3 separate regions of the Homo sapiens genome follow, and regions 2 and 3 are each linked to region 1. A link is an interaction called in ENCODE POLR2A ChIA-PET data of the cell type or tissue named here. Cell type or tissue: OCI-LY7. All regions are shown on one strand. Links, peaks and the distances in the headings refer to the core of each region. The heading gives the core; the rest is flanking DNA.

Region 1 (5,604 bases), core at 212-5,211:
TTACATACAAACTAATGTACTACAAGGCACTGAAAGTGATGAAAGACTGAGGACCACTGGCTGTGCTTGGATGGCTCTTTTCCCTCCAATTCTTTCTGTACCATGTGATCTCATGCTCTGACATCAGATTGAGTGAGGCCACCAATGTCAACCTGTGTATTAAATATTAATAGATTAGTGTCTTTCTGGCTTTCTTTTGGTGGGGTGGATAAAAATCATAAAATAAAAGTACTAACATTTCTCCCCCACCACATCCCAAGGCTCATCTTTGCTTTGTTTTGTTTTGTTTTAGTTTGTTTTGAGACGGATTCTGCTCTGTTGCCCAGGCTGGAGTGCAATGCCCTGATCTTGGCTCACTGCAACCTCCGCCTCCCAGGTTCAAGCAATTCTCCTACCTCAGCCTCCTGAGTAGCTAGGACTTCAGGCGTGTGCCACCATGCTGGCTAATTTTTTGTATTTTTAGTAGAAATGGGGTTTCACCACATTGGCCAGGTTGATCTCAAACTCCGGACCTCAGGTGATCTTCCTGCCTCGGCCTCCCAAAGTACTGGGATTACAGGTGTGAGCCGCTGTGCCCAGCCCAAGGCTCATCTTTAAAGACCACTGTTTTAGAGCAGGGGTTGGCAAAGTACTGGCTGTTTTTATAAAAGTGTCATTAGGACACAGCAACACACCTTTGGTTATGTATTATCTTGGCTGCTTTTGTGCTACCATTGCAGAGTTGGGCACATGCAACACACGATGTGATCGTCAAAGCCCAAACTATTTACTATATGCCCCTTTACAGAAGGTCACCACTGTTGTTTTAGAAAATAAATGGAGCTTGAGGGTGCTTAGCATCAACTCACTTGTTCCCTCATGCAGGGGCAGGCAATATGCAGTACAAAGTCATCCAGGGAATTCTGGGAGAACAAAGTTCTGTGTCTGCCTTGGGAGTGAAATTCTGGCCTGGGGCTTTGATTCTCCCAGACTGTATCCTAGAACCCAGTTACAACTTGAACTTTAAGGGAACCAATAGCAATATGGCAATGCAAGTAACTGGGTGGATCTGAACCAGGGCATCTTATATGGCTGATGGAACACATCCTTCTCCTTTCTTTCGACTATGTATATCCTAAACCATAATCCAAAAGCTCGTACTCCTTTCTTTTCTCAGAGCCCTTGTCCTCAACTCTTCTTCCCTTTGGATTGCTCTTCTCAAAGATCTTGGCTTGACTGGCACCTTCTCATTTAAGCTCAGCTTAAATGCCAACTCTATAGAGAGACCTTTCTGGATACCTAGTCTAAGGTGGTCCCAATGACAGCCCCATTACTCTCTATCTTATGTTCTGTATTATTTTTTTCCTTATATTTATCAATATCTGAAATTATTTTATTTATGCCTATTTATTATCTTCTAGATAACAAACTACTAGAATGCAAGAACCAGAAGAAGAAAGACCTTGTCTGTCTCATTCGTAACTGTATTTCCAGGGCTTAAAAATAGTGCCTGATCCAAAGTTTGAATATTTGAGAATGAACAAGAGGAATGCCTGATATTATTTTGTGTCTGGCTGTAGAATGGGTGTTGCATCCTGGGTCATAAATCATACAATTGGCTTGGAAAAGGTCTGGCCTGAATAAAACGTGTTGCTTTTATTTTCCACGCTCTGGATTCGTCACCAGTATCAATTAGACCAGTGTTTAACCCATGCAATGATGTTCTTTTTGAAAATTGTAATGATGGTCTATTTGCTTATTCCTGTAATTCCTATTTAGTTTGTCCTTTATTCTTTAATGCTACTTCTTCCTTCTCCGTCTCCTAACCTCCTCAGTCTTCTGTTCTTTTATTACGGTTTATAGATGATCTTTTGTGTCTTGGGTAGGAATGTTTGCTTTATCTCTCTCGGCGAACACATTTTTTTTCATTTGCTGCCTCTGCCGATTATTCCACAGTGACTCATTTCCCTATGTGGCTTGTCATCTTTGCGCATGAGCTCATCTTCAGTGGGGATTAATTTTCTGGGGTGACATGGGATCCCGACCGTGCTCTTGTCTAGATATTCTTGTTTTCCATTTGCTCTTCTGTGGGGCCCAGAGGTTTCCTTGGTTCTGTACCAGTTTTCTTTTTAATTTTTAAATTAAAGTTTACCATCTTAACAATTTTTTGTTTTTGAAACAGGGTCTTGCTCTGTCACCCAGGCTGGAGTGCAGTGGCACAATCATAGCTTATTGCTCCTTCAAAGTCTCTGGGCTCCAGCAGTCCTCCCACCTTGGCCTCCCAAAGTGTTGGGATTACAAGTATGAGCCACTGCACCTCGCTCAACTTAAAAATTTTTAAGTGTATAGTAATGTTCAGTAGCATTAAGTATATTCATGGTATTATGCAATCAATTTGCAAAACTTTTTCATCTTAGAAAATGGAAACTTTATACCCTTTAAACAGTGACTCCCTGTTTTCCCCTCTCCCCAGCCCCTAGCCACCACCATTCTGCCTTCTGTCTCTATGAGCTTTAACTACTCCAGTTACCTCATATAAGTGGAATCACACAGTATTTGTCGTTTTGTACCTGGCCTATTTCAGTTAGCATAATGTCCTCAAAGTTCATCCATGTGACAGCATGTGACAGAATCTTCCTCCTTTTTGAGGCTGAATAATATTTCTTGTATGTATATACCACATTTTATTGATCAGTTCACCCACTGATGGACACCTGAGTACTTGTGTCTACCACCTTTTGGCTATTGTGAATAATGCTGCTATGAACATCGGTGTTCAAACATTTATTTGAGACCCTGCTTTCAATTGTTTTGGATATGTTTACAGAAGTGGGATTGCTGGATCAGTGCCTGTCTTAATTTCTTGGTTGGGGTTCTCTCCTCATGTAGGTAATACAGATGTGAACACCACACATGTGTGTAGCAGGCACTGGCTTCAGCTTCCTATGGGTGAGGCTTCCTACCCCTTGCACTATGGCAAGCTCCCTTGCTGATTCTCTAAACCAAGGCACCGACTTTCTAAGCTCAGTGTCACCACCTAGGCACAGCTTCATGGCTTCCAGTTTAAACAGGAGTTTCGTTTCAGCTTTTCTGTCTTGTACAGGCCCAAGGCCTCATCTCCTTTTGCTGTACAGGCGTTAAAACTTGAGTCCCACGCCTGTTAGGCCTGTATCTGTTTACAACGCCCCTGTCATCTGTTTGGCTTCAGCTTGCACTCACCTCTTTTTCTTTGAGTTGTTCTTTTTTCCTGACATCAGGGAATTTTCTTTCCTTGCTTTTGAGTATGCATTAAAAAATAGTTTATTCAGCATTTTCAGTGTTTGGGGTGTGTGTGTGTGTGTGTGTGTGTGTGTGTGTGTGTATGTGTACGTACTTTCAGTTCTGTTTGAGCTGTGGTGCCAATAGATATTTATTTGTTCATTCAAGATTTTCTGACCGTTTATAGCCTACACAATGATAAGCCTAAGATGACTAAATAGTAATCTTCTGAACTCTTGTAACTCGGGAAGATGTTAAATCATAATACACTAACAGGCAAGATATAGATGTTGCTGTGCAATTGTGGCAGTGGAATCCATTTTTAGCTTGAATCCCAAACAGAAAGGTTGTCTTCCTACTAAAGCTGCACAATGAGCCCCTCCTCAAGCCGTGCCCTTGTGAAACCAGGTTCAGAGTACAGAGACCCGCGGGACCAGAGCTCTGAGCAATGAGGTTGCAGACAAGACCTGGAGCCACACACACCAGAAGAAAGGGGAGTCTTCCTGTGTCAATCAGCAAGAACAGGCAGGCATTTTTGCAACACGCATTATAAAATAGCCTACGTTGCAGAGACGTGGCCTTGTTAATTACTATTTAATATACATGTAACAAGCATATCAGCAAAGATCAATAATTTTCTGCAGATAAGAAAAAGGCCAGTGAGACTTTCGCTGGTGTTATTTTTGTCTGCGTCTATTGGTTTCAGTGTTGCCAGCTTCTTCCTTTCCAAATCCAGGCTATATGAGACAGAAAGAAAACCCAGAGAACTCAACACTCTCATTGTTTGAGTCCCAAGTCCCCCATTCAGTCTACCTCCTTCCATCCACCTTTCAAAGTCTTCTTATGTTTGATTTATATACATATATAATGTCTAGGGTTTTTAGTTGCAATTAGTGGGAGAAATAGGAGAAGTACACCCTATCTTCTTGGTGGATGATTTTTTTAAAAAAAATAAACTTGTGTTATTTTACTGCAATCATTACATTACTATATGCTTATTAACATCTTTATAATATAGAAATGATGAAATTGAGAGTAACAATTGGGCTGGGTAAGATTGTGAAGTAGGTGAAAGAAACAAACACAGTTCAGGCAAGAATATGGGATTAGCAAAGCTGCTTTTTATTTCACTATAACTTTAGACACTTTGTGTTCACATTTTTTTTCTGCAACAAAAATTTTCTTTTCTTTTCTTTTTTTTTGAGACAGAGCCTTACTCTATCACCCAGTCCGGAGTACAGTGGCGTGATCTTGACTCACTGCAACCTCTGCCTCCTGGGTTCAAGTGATTCTCATGCCTCAGCCTCCTGAGTAGCTAGAATTACAGGCACCTGCCACCACGCCCGGCTAATTTTTGTATTTTTAGTAGAGAGGTGGTTTCGCCATGTTGGCCAGGCTGATCTCAAACTCCTGGCCTCAAGTGATCCACCCGCCTTGGCCTCCCAAAGTGCTGGGATTACAGGCAAAAATTTTCAGTTTTATAAAGAAAGATGAATAGAGATGAACTTTCTTTTAAGAAAACCTGTTAAGTGTGAACCCGGGCGGTGGAGCTCGCAGTGAGCCGAGATTACGTCACTGCACTCTAGCCTGGGCGACAGAGCGAGACTCCGTTTCAAAAAAAAAAACAAACGACAAAAAAAAGAAAACCTGTTACGTGTAGATTTGAATTTACAAAGTGGATAGATAAGGATGTGATTCTGAGTTTTACTCCGAGTCACCCCAAATTTTTCAGGAACTCAAGTGTTATATAAAGTTAACTCAGAACAATTTTACTTGATTATCACTCTGGGATTCTTGGCATGAGTAGAATTCACGTCAATAAGTACAGTAAAGCCCTGTTTTGAAAGTGCTTTGCTATCACAGATTATATTACAGTAGGGTCAAATCATTTTCCACGTATAATCCCTGATATATGACTTGAGTAAAACAACGCATGAGGCAAATATTGTTCTTGCATTCTGATACCAGTGTCACAATAGGGTTCTACTGAATTATTAGTAAAAACATGTTCAGTGAGATTTCTTGCCCTGGATGTAAACTTCAGCCAGGCACTGATGCTTTTCCCATTAGCATCATTATGCTGAACGTTACTGTAATGGTATTCTACTGTCACACAACACTGGGGTCTAAATGAGTTTTTCCTAAAACAGGCCTATTCACAAGGTGAGCCTGGCCATCTCACACCATTTCTTTCATGCCTCTGTTTTGGCAGACATTTCCCCATCTTCATTCATCTTCCTGCAAGAAACAACTCCAATTCACACCATGAATTGTAATGTTAACTATACTGTACAGTGGTTTATTTAAAAGCCAGAATCTATGTTGTTTGATAGCCAAACTTACAGTGGGGGAAGGGCAGACAACCCA
Region 2 (5,604 bases), core at 470-5,469, 920 kb before region 1:
TATTCATAACATAAAAGACAATTCCTAAATACCTATAATTCTTTCCAGCCAAATAGACATACTGATGCCTCTGAATATGTTCTTCCCCCCAACCCCACTTCTGGAAAAGAAAGAGACCTGCTCAGGTTCCTGGTGTGGTTGACATGAAGACGGCAGAGGGAATTGGGATCTGAATCTTTGTCTTCTGCCTGATTATCCAACCAAAGCCCCCGCCCTGCCCCAACTATGAGTGAGCAGGCACCAGCTGTGACCACCATGCAAGAACAGTTCTAACTGAAGAATGTGAGGTTGGATTTTTTTAAAAATCTGGTCAGCAGAAAAGGAGTTTCTCAATTCTTTTGTCAATTTCACTAAGGAGAAATACGATTCTGAGACATTCTTTGAATTTCCAGCCCAGTTTCCTCTCTGCAAGGGCCCTGACATCCTCAGAGTGAAACCTGGTAGGCTTTTGCTTTCTGTCTGGCCCTTGGGGTTGGTCTGCAGACAGGGGTTCCCCCTTAGGGAGCCACTCAGAATGGCTAGATTTGGGGATGACTGAATTCAGCCTGAAGCCTATGAGCCCACCAGAGCACACTGTTTCGCTTCCATGCAGCTTCTAGAAAAGTCCCAGAACTGCAATGCAACTGCAATGCAACCTCACTCACCGCAGCCCCACAGCCTCAACTAACTAACCTAGAAGTCTGGCCTTAGAGTTCCCCGGGTGTTTGAGGTCTGGACATCTGCAATCCGTGACTTGTGCCTCTGGTCCTAGTTCGCACTTAGTCCTGTTCAGTGCCCACCGCATGCCCCTGCTGGCTGGGGACACACTCCAATCTTTTTTACATCCTATGTAAAGAAGTGACCAGCTTTGTTCTGGATACACACAGTGTGGATACACGGAGCTGCTGGGGCTGGCAAGTGCTTGCCATGGGGTCTCTCTAATAAGCACCACCTGAGAACCAGGTATTGGAGGCATAAGAGCACACACTCCCACTTTCAACAGAGAAATTCCACTCCGGGAAGGGGGAAGAAACAAAACAGCCTCCCCCAAGTCAGAGCAGGGCAAGGCAGAAACCAGCCACTCCTGGGTGATCTCACATCACCCGGACCTGCTCCGGCTCCTCTTCTGGCTTGGAGCTGGGGAAGAGGCACGCTTAACGCCCAGGCAGGCCAAGCTCGGGCAGGGGCCTTTCCAGGAAGCATTGCTAAGCGGTGGCCGTGGTGTTTCCTGGGAGGGCAGGCCTGGCCAGTACTTCTGCCATCCAGGCCCTTGAGTCAACCTGGCTGCCTTCCCCTCCAGCCTCCAGGCTTGTAGTGGGAGCAAGGACTCTGCCTTAGTTACCACCTCCAGGAGTCCAGCCCAGCTCCGGGTGCCTGGGAGACACTAGGCCCTTGTGGAGCCGGCTTCTTACCGCAGGAAGACCATGAACCCTACATCCACATGGCCCCAGCCTCCATGCCGCCTTGCTCCCTTTCACCTCCTGGGCAGCCTCTTGTCAGGAATGCACAGCTCTTGCAGGGCAGGGGTGGGGTTGGGGAGTTCTAGGTTCTTCCTTGACCTGGGCACAGTGGGTGCTTGGGGGGCGGTGGGAGGCGGGAGGGAACCGTTGTCCTGAGCAGCTTCCTAGCTGACACAACCTCCATTTTCTGAGGAGGCTGCCCCTCTCCACAGCACTACACTTCACACACATAAAACGCTCCCTATATATGTGAGGATATTTTAAGTCAGTGACTCTCAAACATTACTGTGCTAGATGCAGATTCCCAGGTCCTGTCTCCAACAGACTCTGGGTGGTGAGCTCAGGACTGGGCCTGGAACCTGCCTGCGAATGAGCTGCTCAGGTGGCTCATCGAGTGTCTGCTGACCTCAGCGAGAGGCAGCAGCTTAGGGTCCCCTCCCTCTCTGTACCTGGAGAAGTGGTAGTCTTCACAGACCCTCTCGGGAGCCCCCACCCCAAATCTGCCTAGAGAATCGCATGGAGAGCCCAGCAGCAGCCCTGGCCCCACCAACAGAAAATGAGGGGCCAGCCAGGGACAGCGGAACAAGGCAGAGACCCCTCGCCACGCTCACAGAGCTTCTGGCCCAGGAGTCCCAGCGTCCACCCTGGGAGCTTCTGCAGCGCCTTCTCTGAGGCTGCACCAGCTGTTCTCACGGCTAAACCCCAGTTGGGCATCCCTGGTCCCCACTTCTGCCCTTCATTGCCCAGGGCTGTGGGTGTTGTGGTCACAGATGGACTGACTTATAGGCCCTTCCTCTCTCTTCTCATGGTTGCCAACCAGGCTACTGCAGGTCCCCACAGCCCCTACGCCCCCAGGCTGCAGCTGCTCCGTCTGACTGCCCCACACATGTTTTCTGGATACCTTCAAGCTGCATCTTCTGCCCCTTCCCTGTGAAAAGCTGTGTGAGTTGAGGAACTGAAATCATTTTGTTTATATGTTATAAACACCCAGGTTTCTCACTGAACCCACAAAAACCTCAGATACTAAGGGAAAAAAAGTATCTAACCCTCTGAGAACATCTATGTATTCTGCGTTTAACTTTTAAATTCAGGGCCCAGCACAGTGGCTCACACCTGTAATCCCAGCACTTTGGGAGGCCAACATGGTGAAAACCCCACTTATCTACAAAAAATACAAAAAATAGCCGGGTGTGGTGGTGCACACCTATAATCCCAGCTACTTGGGAGGTGGAGGCAGAATCACTTGAAACCAGGAGGTGGAGGTTAAAGTGAGCCATGATCACGCCACTGCACTCCAGGCTGGGTGACAACAGTGAAACTCCATCTCAAATAAATAAATAAATTCAACTCAACAATTCAAGAGGTCTGGGTGAGAGCACCTGCTCTGTGCCAGGTGTGCGTGTATAGTTTCTGTTTCCTAATTATAAACTGAGGGTGGCTGCTTTGTCATTTTTGTCCCCCATGTGTATCTGAGCGCCGGGACAGCAGGTCTCACATGCGCGCCCGTCGGACACTCTACCTGCTGAGTCAGAATTTCCAGGGGAAGGTGCTCACTTGTATATGTATACATTTTATTACTGAAAATAATACACACGGTAAGAAAAAAAGCAAGCAGGTAAACATTTCCAACCTCCACGGGATTCTATTCTGCACTACGATGGCAGCCTTCAGCCTAGACCGTGTCCTGGCACGTGCCAGCTGCTCAGCAGGTGTTTGATGAAAACTCAGCATGGCCTCTGAGCTTTGTCCCTGGCCCTGACCCCAGCAAGGCATGCTTCTTCCACACACGGGATAGATTGTTTTCAATGAAGCAGAGTGAATGTCGTTCTCAGGTGTAGTTGCAAGAAGCCACACTCAGCAATGCTCTCTGAGGCGATTTCCAATAAAGGACCGCCTTGCACAGGGCAGCTAACACCCCCACGCTCTGAGGACCTGGGCTCCCCGAAATGTCCTTCTGCACTCTGCATTTAAATGCTGACTATTTTTTGGTTTTAGTTTCTTATGGGCTTCCATTCCAAACAACTCATTACAGTCTTGTTCAATTTCTTCTTTCTCATGTTCTAGTGGGTTCGTGATTAGACACGCCACGCCTCATAATGTTGTGCTTGGATAAGCAATCTGCTATTTTCACAGCTTCTTCAGGTTAATGCATCCGTTCCTCATAATGCTTCTGTGAGTCAGGCAAGGCCGTGGGATCCCATTATCCAGATGAAAACACAAAGCCCCTAGAGAGAATTCGTGATTTGCCAAGGCCAAGGCAATGAGTAAGAAGTACTGCTTAATAAATGTTTGCTGAATGCATATCTATTAATGCTAGAGTTTATGTAATGACATTTACTGATTTTTTTTCTTCTAATTATAAAGGTAACACATGCTCATCATAGGGAATATCAGAAACGTACAGAGAAAAAAACTAAAATTACTTGCCAGTCCAATCACAAAAAAAAACTTGTTTATATTTCCTTATAATTCCTATATATATTAAGATCCCAATGTACATCCAATTTTGTATTTTGCATATTTTCATTGAAATTGTATAAGGATAACTTTTATAAGCCATTAGATATCTTTGATATCAATATTTTAAGACGTTCTAACAACGTGGCGTTTACAGAAGCAGATTGCAAAGGTGATTCACGAGGACGTGGTGGTTGGCCATCTCTCTGGGATAAGTGGTCTTCAGCCGGGCACCTGCTGCCCCACAGGCTTTTGAAGAAGGTGTACTGTAGCTGTTGTGTAGGCAACTGATGTGGCAACAGTCGGCCCCGCTTCCTGGCTGACACGCTCTTCTCCAGGACAGCTTTGCTCCCCAGCAAGTGCAGCAAAAATTCACTCCAGAATCAGTCACTTGCCTCTTTCCGTGGGCATGACTTTAGAGCCATTGGCTTTAGAGCTGAGTTGGCCACCACCCTGTGCCTGCATGAGTGGAAAGGTATAGTGTAATTCATCATAGACGTATAGTGTAATTCGTGTATCCATTTCCCTCCTGGTATGCATAGAAATTGCTTCTACTTCCTTTACACTATTATAAATAACTCTATCATGAACATCTTCATGTTTATTTTCAAGTAAGGTTTCTATTTTGCTCCCTGCAGCCCTGTCCATGGGGGCCTATTTCAACTTCTTTCACAGTGAATTTTTTCCATCATTTTATTATTTTGGTTCTTCATGTTTATTTCTAAAACTTGACACAATGTAGAAAGACAGCTCCTAATTCTCTCTCTGTAAATCCAGACGTTTCAGAGCTTTCCTTCCAGACTCTTTTCTGGACAAAACATTTATAATGGGTCCAACTCCAAAATAGTATTCATGACAACCTGGAGCTTGAAGTGGGGAAAAACAAAACAGTGAAAACAATGAATGGAGTATGTCTTTAACTGAGAATGAGAAGAAGTGCCAGGAAACATGAGCATGCTGTTATTCCAGGAAGATGCCCTTCAAGATGGCAGGGTGGCTGGGCTCTCCTTGGGAGACCTGAGGGCAGTTCCAGCTTGAGCGGATTCTTTCCACTCATGCAGGCACAGGGTGGTGGCCAACTCAGCTCTAAAGCCAATGGCTCTAAAGTCATGCCCACGGAAAGAGGCAAGTGACTGATTCTGGAGTGAATTTTTGCTGCACTTGCTGGGGAGCAAAGCTGTCCTGGAGAAGAGCGCGTCAGCCAGGAAGCGGGGCCGACTGTTGCCACATCAGCTGCCCACGCAATAGCTACAGTACACCTGCTTCAGAAGCCTGTGGGGCAGCAGGTTCCCGGCTAAAGCCCACTTGTCCCAGAGAGATGGCCGACCACCACATCCTCGTGAATCACCTTTGCAATCTGCTTCTGTAATCACCATCAGTCTCTCTGTAGTCATAATTGTCAAAGTGTGCAAATAGTTATTAAAATATTGATTAAAGAAAACCAACAACCATTTATCATCATGGAAGAGTGGTTGTTAACTGCTTTTATCTCGGCAGAGCTTCATGGGGAGCTTGAAAAAGCTCATTGTTTGTGTGTTTTGAGCTGTAAGAGTTGGGAAGTGTGATTAGACTCAAAGGGCTCACTTTCATTTGTATTAGAGAGCTGGGGGGAAATCCACCCTCCGAGGTTGGGGGCTGAGCAGCTGTGCCTGCAAGTCCTGCTTCCAGATGCTTCTCCCCTAGAAAGTTCCTACAGCAGGGAAGAGGA
Region 3 (5,604 bases), core at 470-5,469, 430 kb before region 1:
GGGTGATATATATGAAATTATGCAAGTATCCTAGTAGAAAATTTTCATATTTTCATTAAAATCATTTTTAAGACTTCTGAATGCTTTAGAAAAGTAGAGAATTCAGAAACTTTTTACATGATTAGCTTAACTAGATTACAGATGGAAATGTTTTATGGAGACTATTTTTATATTTTAAAATCAAATTCAACAAATGCAGTACTCCCGCAAAAGTCAAACTTAAAACCATGCATTTTTCTTATTTTCTGTTATGATTCATAGACTCACTTAGATAAGAGGTTTCCAAAATGAGTTTTCATTTTTGTACAGGGGCAGCTGGTCACTTAATACCTCAAGTGCTAGCACTCAAGTGCAATTTTACATAATAATTTTTTCCAAGAGCATATAACCACTTTATAATATGTTACTTCAAAAACTACTCAAAAGGAGGTGGTCATCAACCTATTCAGGGTCTCAGAAAGAAACTTCCAATGCCAATAATAATAACCATGATGATAAAGAAAATAGTATCAATAAGGACTTGAATGAGCACTGGACACCCAGTGTGTTTTACACTCAACCATACTACCTCTCCACAAGAGCCATTCTTACACCACGCCATGATGTTACTATACCTCACCTTTATAAATAATTACCCTGTTCCCTGGAGCACGTTCCCAGACCCTAGAGTAGGATAAAAAGTTTCCTCTGATGATCACTTCACTCCACTATAAAGAGTCTCAAAGACAGCATAAAATAAGACATGGGACTCCCAAAGGCACAAGAATAAAATTCACATTTCCTTTGCACTGTAATACCTTTGAACAAGGGAGAGACCAAAAGAACTTGACTCACTAGCCCATCATATTGCCTAATTCCTCTTTATCCAAGTAAATTATATATCCAAACAAGTAAAGCTGGACTTAAACTCTGATCAATAATCTGTAAATTGGCCGGGCATGGTGTCTCATGCCTGTAATCCTAGCACTTTGGGAGGCCGAGGTGGGCGGATCATCTGAGCTCGGGAGTTCGAGATCAGCCTGGCCAACATGGTGAAACCCCATCTCTACTAAAAATAAAAATTAGCCCCGTGTGGTGAGGCACACCTGTAATCCCAGCTACTCAGGAGGCTGAGGCACGAGAATTGCTTGAACCCCGGAGGCTGAGGTTGCAGTGAGCTGAGAGTGTGCACCACTTAGTTCCAGCCTGGGTGACAGAGTGAGACTCTGTCTCAAACAAACCAACAAACAAACAAACAAAAAACAATCTGAAAATCTCTGGAAGGTGCTGTGAAGCCTTCTTGCTACATCTTATTCTAATCCTCTAATGAAACCTGCTTCTCAAAGGCATGCAATCAATGTTCAAGTTTTCTTTTTGATATTTGTATGGTATCATAACAGTCTTCTTTTTGTTTTGGGGGATGGGGATGATTACAATAGAATTCGGGCTCTGGAACCAGACAGCTGCTGGTCAGTTTCACTCACTCGGAGGACTTGGGCAAAGGCCTGAGCCACAGTCAAACCCTACCGGCCTCCACTCCACTTGTGTGTGTAGCATGTGGATAATAAATAATGAACTCACAGTGTTGAGAGAGTTAACTGAGTTGCTGTAGATAAAGCAGCACTAAGCATGATCTGTCTGGCACCAAGATCTGTGCTCGTTAAATACTTACTGTGATAAAGGTGTTGAATAATAACATGGCAGCTAACTCCTCCAGCAGGAATTGTGGGGTAAGAGCAGTGTAAACTCAGGTCCTGGTGCAATCATTTCTTCACCTAACCTTAAGCAAGTTACCTAAGTTCACTGAGAATACTTAATTTCACCACCCCCCAAATAGAGAAAATAACATTTATGCCACAGTGAGAATTAAATGCAATCGTGAATCTGAAACATTAAGCATACAATAAGTGCTCAATAAGCAGTCGCTATGTATAAATACATACATCCACATATTAACACAGTTCTGACACATACTGTTTTTAAACACTGCTTATAAGGTAAAATACATTTTGAGTAAAGAATGTGTAAATGACTTGTAGAAAAATATCTCACTTAAAAGATGGGGTGCATAGGGCCAGGCGCGGTGGCTCACATCTGTAATCCTAGCACTTTGGGAGGCTGAGGCAGGCAGATCACCTGAGGTCAGGAGTTTGAGGCCAGCCTGGCCAACACGGTGAAACCCTGTCTCTACTAAAACTACAAAAATTTAGGCAGGTGTTGTGGTGTACATCTGTAATTCCAGCTATTCAGGAGGCTGGGGCAGGAGAATTCCCTGAACCCAGGAGGCGGAGGTTGCAGTGAGCCGAGATTGTACCACTGCACTCCAGCCAGAGCGACAGAGTGAGGCTGTGTCTCCAAAAAAAAAAAAAAAAAGATGGGGTGAATAAATACTAGTGGCATAAATGTATCCCATTCTTTATCAAATATTTATCAGATAATTATGTATTAGGCAAAGAGTTATATTAACAATCAATATTATACTAAGCAAATGGCCTTTGGCACTTCTTTAAAGTATATAAACACTACACACCAAAGACAGCACTGACTAGAGAAGGGAACCAGCCCAGGTTGTAAAGCCTTGGTTCAAGTCTTTGCTGTAGTACTTCCCAGTGGTGTGACATTGGGCAAGTGATTTAACATCTCTAAGCCTCAGTTTCTTCACCTATAAAATGGATCTCTGTCTCAAAGAGGCTGAGAGAACTGAATGAGTTAATAAAGAATCCACTTAATATATGTTAGTGATTATTTTGATTTTTGTTTTATAATATCACATAGTATTAAGATAATTTAAAACAGGAAATAAGAAAACTGGACATTGTAACAGCAATAAGTTAGAAATCATCTAAATCTGTTTAGTAGCGAGCAATTTAAAAGTATATAGAAATTATTAAAAATGTATGTCATATTAATATAAACAGTACAATTTTATTGAAAAGATTGAACGAAAATCAAGTAACAACAGAAAATAAACATTATAAAGATTATATGAGCATGCAGGCTTATTTATACATACAAAATACACTTGTATATACGTGCCTTTTTAAATGCCTAACAGGTATAGACTGGTGCTGAATAAAATATTAACAGTAGTTATTTGAGGTGATCAGATTTGGGAGGATTTTCACTTCCTTCTTTGTACTTGAGAATTTACCAACTGTATAAATGCTGAAGCTTTTTTTGTAAAGGAAATAAAACAAAAGGGGACCCTGGAGATTTTAACACATAGCTACAGCACAACTGAATGAAGAGAAGATTAACTTATGCCCACTCGAAGGTGAACAACAAATCCTATTTAAAAGATGGGAAACAGATGAATAGCAGTAGCATGAAATCACATTAGTATTTTCAGAATAGATGTTAAAACTTAATGAAGACATATACAATAAGGAAATGATAAGATCAAGTTGGACAAAGAAAAAATTCTGCTCATATGCATACTTTGCACATTTGATCAACCTAATATTTTTACTAAGATTTTCTTTATGGTCCCCATTTAGCAAGTCTGTAAATACCTGAATAAGATAGCTGAGGAAAACTTCTGAAAAATCCGATTTTGGGTAAGTGGGAAAAAGCAAAAGTCTAAAGTCAGATTTTCATAGCATGGCCTTTTGATAATAACAGCCCCAGTCTAACAACCCAACCTTCCCCAAAAGACGAACAAATAAATTCAGACATAGGAACTTCTAGTTAAATGGGTCACAGAAGCTGGCATCTTGAACCTGAAGATTCTCAGAAGAAACAGAAGTCACATGCCTATCAATAATTTACACAGACTTTAAAATAAATTGTTATTCTTTCACTGCTGGCAACTTTGTGGAATAGGACCAATTATCAGGAAACAATGAATACCACTGCTTCAGGTACAGGTAGCGCCTGTGCCCGGAATAACTCCTCAACAATCTTGTCAATGGTCTCCTTCTAAGAGTTACATGCTTAATGTTTGTTTGTTTTGTTGTTGTATTTTTTTTCCTTTCAAAGATAATTATAATTTTTAAGACAATTATTTGTGAACTGATGCTTTTAAAGTTCCTGTTTCATTTGGAAATTGTAGAAGTCTTAAAGTAATGAAATGGAGAGGAAAGAGTATCCTAAAACTATAACCTGCAGTCCATTTGTCCTACTGAGCTCACTTTTTGCTCTTAGGATGTGTCACCACGTGAGATTGTTTAGGAGCACCACGGCAGTCCATCAGTCTGCAGAGTGTGATGGGACCTTCCAAGGTGTGCCCTTGTGTGGAGTGCACCTGCCTCTTCTTGCCTTCTGCATCCTGTCCTCTTCTGAATTTTTCTCAACACTGCTAAGTAGATAAGACATTGTACTAAGGATAAAATGAATTTTGGCTTTGAGAATAAAAGCAGCATCTTTAAAAATAAACATACGAAGACTGGTAAATGTTACTTAGAAATTAAATAAAAGAAGAGTGAAGGAAAAAAATGTAAAGCTAAGAGGAGCACAGCAATCTGCTCCGAGCTGCACGAGTGCCAGTTTGTGGGCCCCAGGGCTCGGCAGGATTTCTCTGTACAGTGCCAAACTCCAACAATATTGTTATGGTTAGAAAGGAATTTCTCACAAGAGCTAACAAAGGCAGAAGGTCATAAATAAACCCAGCAGGATTGCCTTGTCAGTTCTCATTATTAGCGCTGCAGGCATTTGCTTTTCTATGGGCTTCTTACAGGTTCATTTAAGTGTAAGAGTTCCTCCTCAAAAATTCACATGCTCGTAAATAAAACTGTTCCTAATCTAGCAATGTAAAATACTTGAAAACTAAGAAAATAAGTAAGTAAATAAACACATAAAGGCCAGGAGACCTGCAAAGGGCAAGGGATACTGCCGCATGCTCCAGAACTTCATACCTGAACTCCTGGCCTGATTGACTACCCTTAGCACTGACCACAAGAATTGTCTGAAGAATTATATCTGGGCAGGAAACGATGCTGAGCTCCTAAACTGATGCTGACATATGTTATAAACTGAGCAAAGCACAGCTGTGTGATCATTACTGTAATTATGAAGTGACATTTAGTGTTAACTTTTATTGAAGATTTTTAACTAGTAACAAAAAAGGAGGTGTCAGTATACTAGCAATAGGAAGAGATGTTGATATTTAGCAATTTAGAATATCAAAACTTACAATAATTCCAATATAGATTTTTATTCAAAGGAGAAAAGATCTGAAGACCTGATTTCATGTACTACTAACCAAAAAATATATTTATTAGCAATAAGAGAAATATATTTTATCTTTCTTTAAAAAAAAAAGAAAAAAACAAAATGAACAATTTAAGGTAACACAGCTTATTATTCTTTAAAAAATAAGAGAAACACATTGGAAAACAAAATAGAAAAAAAATGATCAGTAGTGTCACTATTCAGAGCTTACTAAATTGTAACATTTTGCCATATTTCCTTCTAGTCTTTTTTCTTAGGTATAGGCAACAACATATCTTTAAGCATAATATGTATGCAAAAACAGATATGATATCAACTGACCTACTGGCTATCCTCTATCAGGAAAAATGAATTACATCATGCCTTTTAAGAGAACAACTACAATTTCCAAGGAGAAACGTTATTCGTATAGGCTAGGACGCTGGAATGCCGCTTCATGTAGTTACCTAGTCAGTC

What was found. Peaks named below come from ENCODE experiments on the same cell type or tissue, not always from the same donor. Only the 100,000 strongest peaks of a DNase experiment are listed, where the experiment ranks them.
Region 2: POLR2A ChIA-PET joins it to region 1 with 10 read pairs; 1 of 35 experiments calls an interaction of 5 or more read pairs at or near these places.
Region 3: POLR2A ChIA-PET joins it to region 1 with 5 read pairs; 1 of 35 experiments calls an interaction of 5 or more read pairs at or near these places.

What each region holds. Positions count from the first base shown.
Region 1 is chr6:156,635,545-156,641,148 of GRCh38, reverse strand. No RefSeq gene overlaps it. Among named protein-coding and RNA genes, the nearest start is that of ARID1B, 140 kb to the left of the region's middle. In OCI-LY7, for the core only: CTCF peaks have their summits at 2,825 and 3,027; DNase peaks (open chromatin) are centred at 3,028, 3,678, 4,418 and 4,818; H3K4me3 peaks cover 2,590 bases; H3K27ac peaks cover 2,929 bases.
Region 2 is chr6:157,558,841-157,564,444 of GRCh38, reverse strand. All of the region lies in intron 2 of ZDHHC14 (zDHHC palmitoyltransferase 14), which reads right to left. Among named protein-coding and RNA genes, the nearest start is that of MIR3692, 33 kb to the right of the region's middle. RefSeq lists enhancers at 2,268-2,347, 2,468-2,547, 1,657-2,630, 2,908-3,037. In OCI-LY7, for the core only: no CTCF peak of the experiment used is centred there; DNase peaks (open chromatin) are centred at 544, 2,364 and 2,824; H3K4me3 peaks cover 1,650 bases; H3K27ac peaks cover 3,422 bases.
Region 3 is chr6:157,069,851-157,075,454 of GRCh38, reverse strand. The region is part of intron 4 of ARID1B (AT-rich interaction domain 1B); the gene reads right to left. Among named protein-coding and RNA genes, the nearest start is that of TMEM242, 250 kb to the left of the region's middle. In OCI-LY7, for the core only: no CTCF peak of the experiment used is centred there; a DNase peak (open chromatin) is centred at 3,154; H3K4me3 peaks cover 873 bases; H3K27ac peaks cover 758 bases.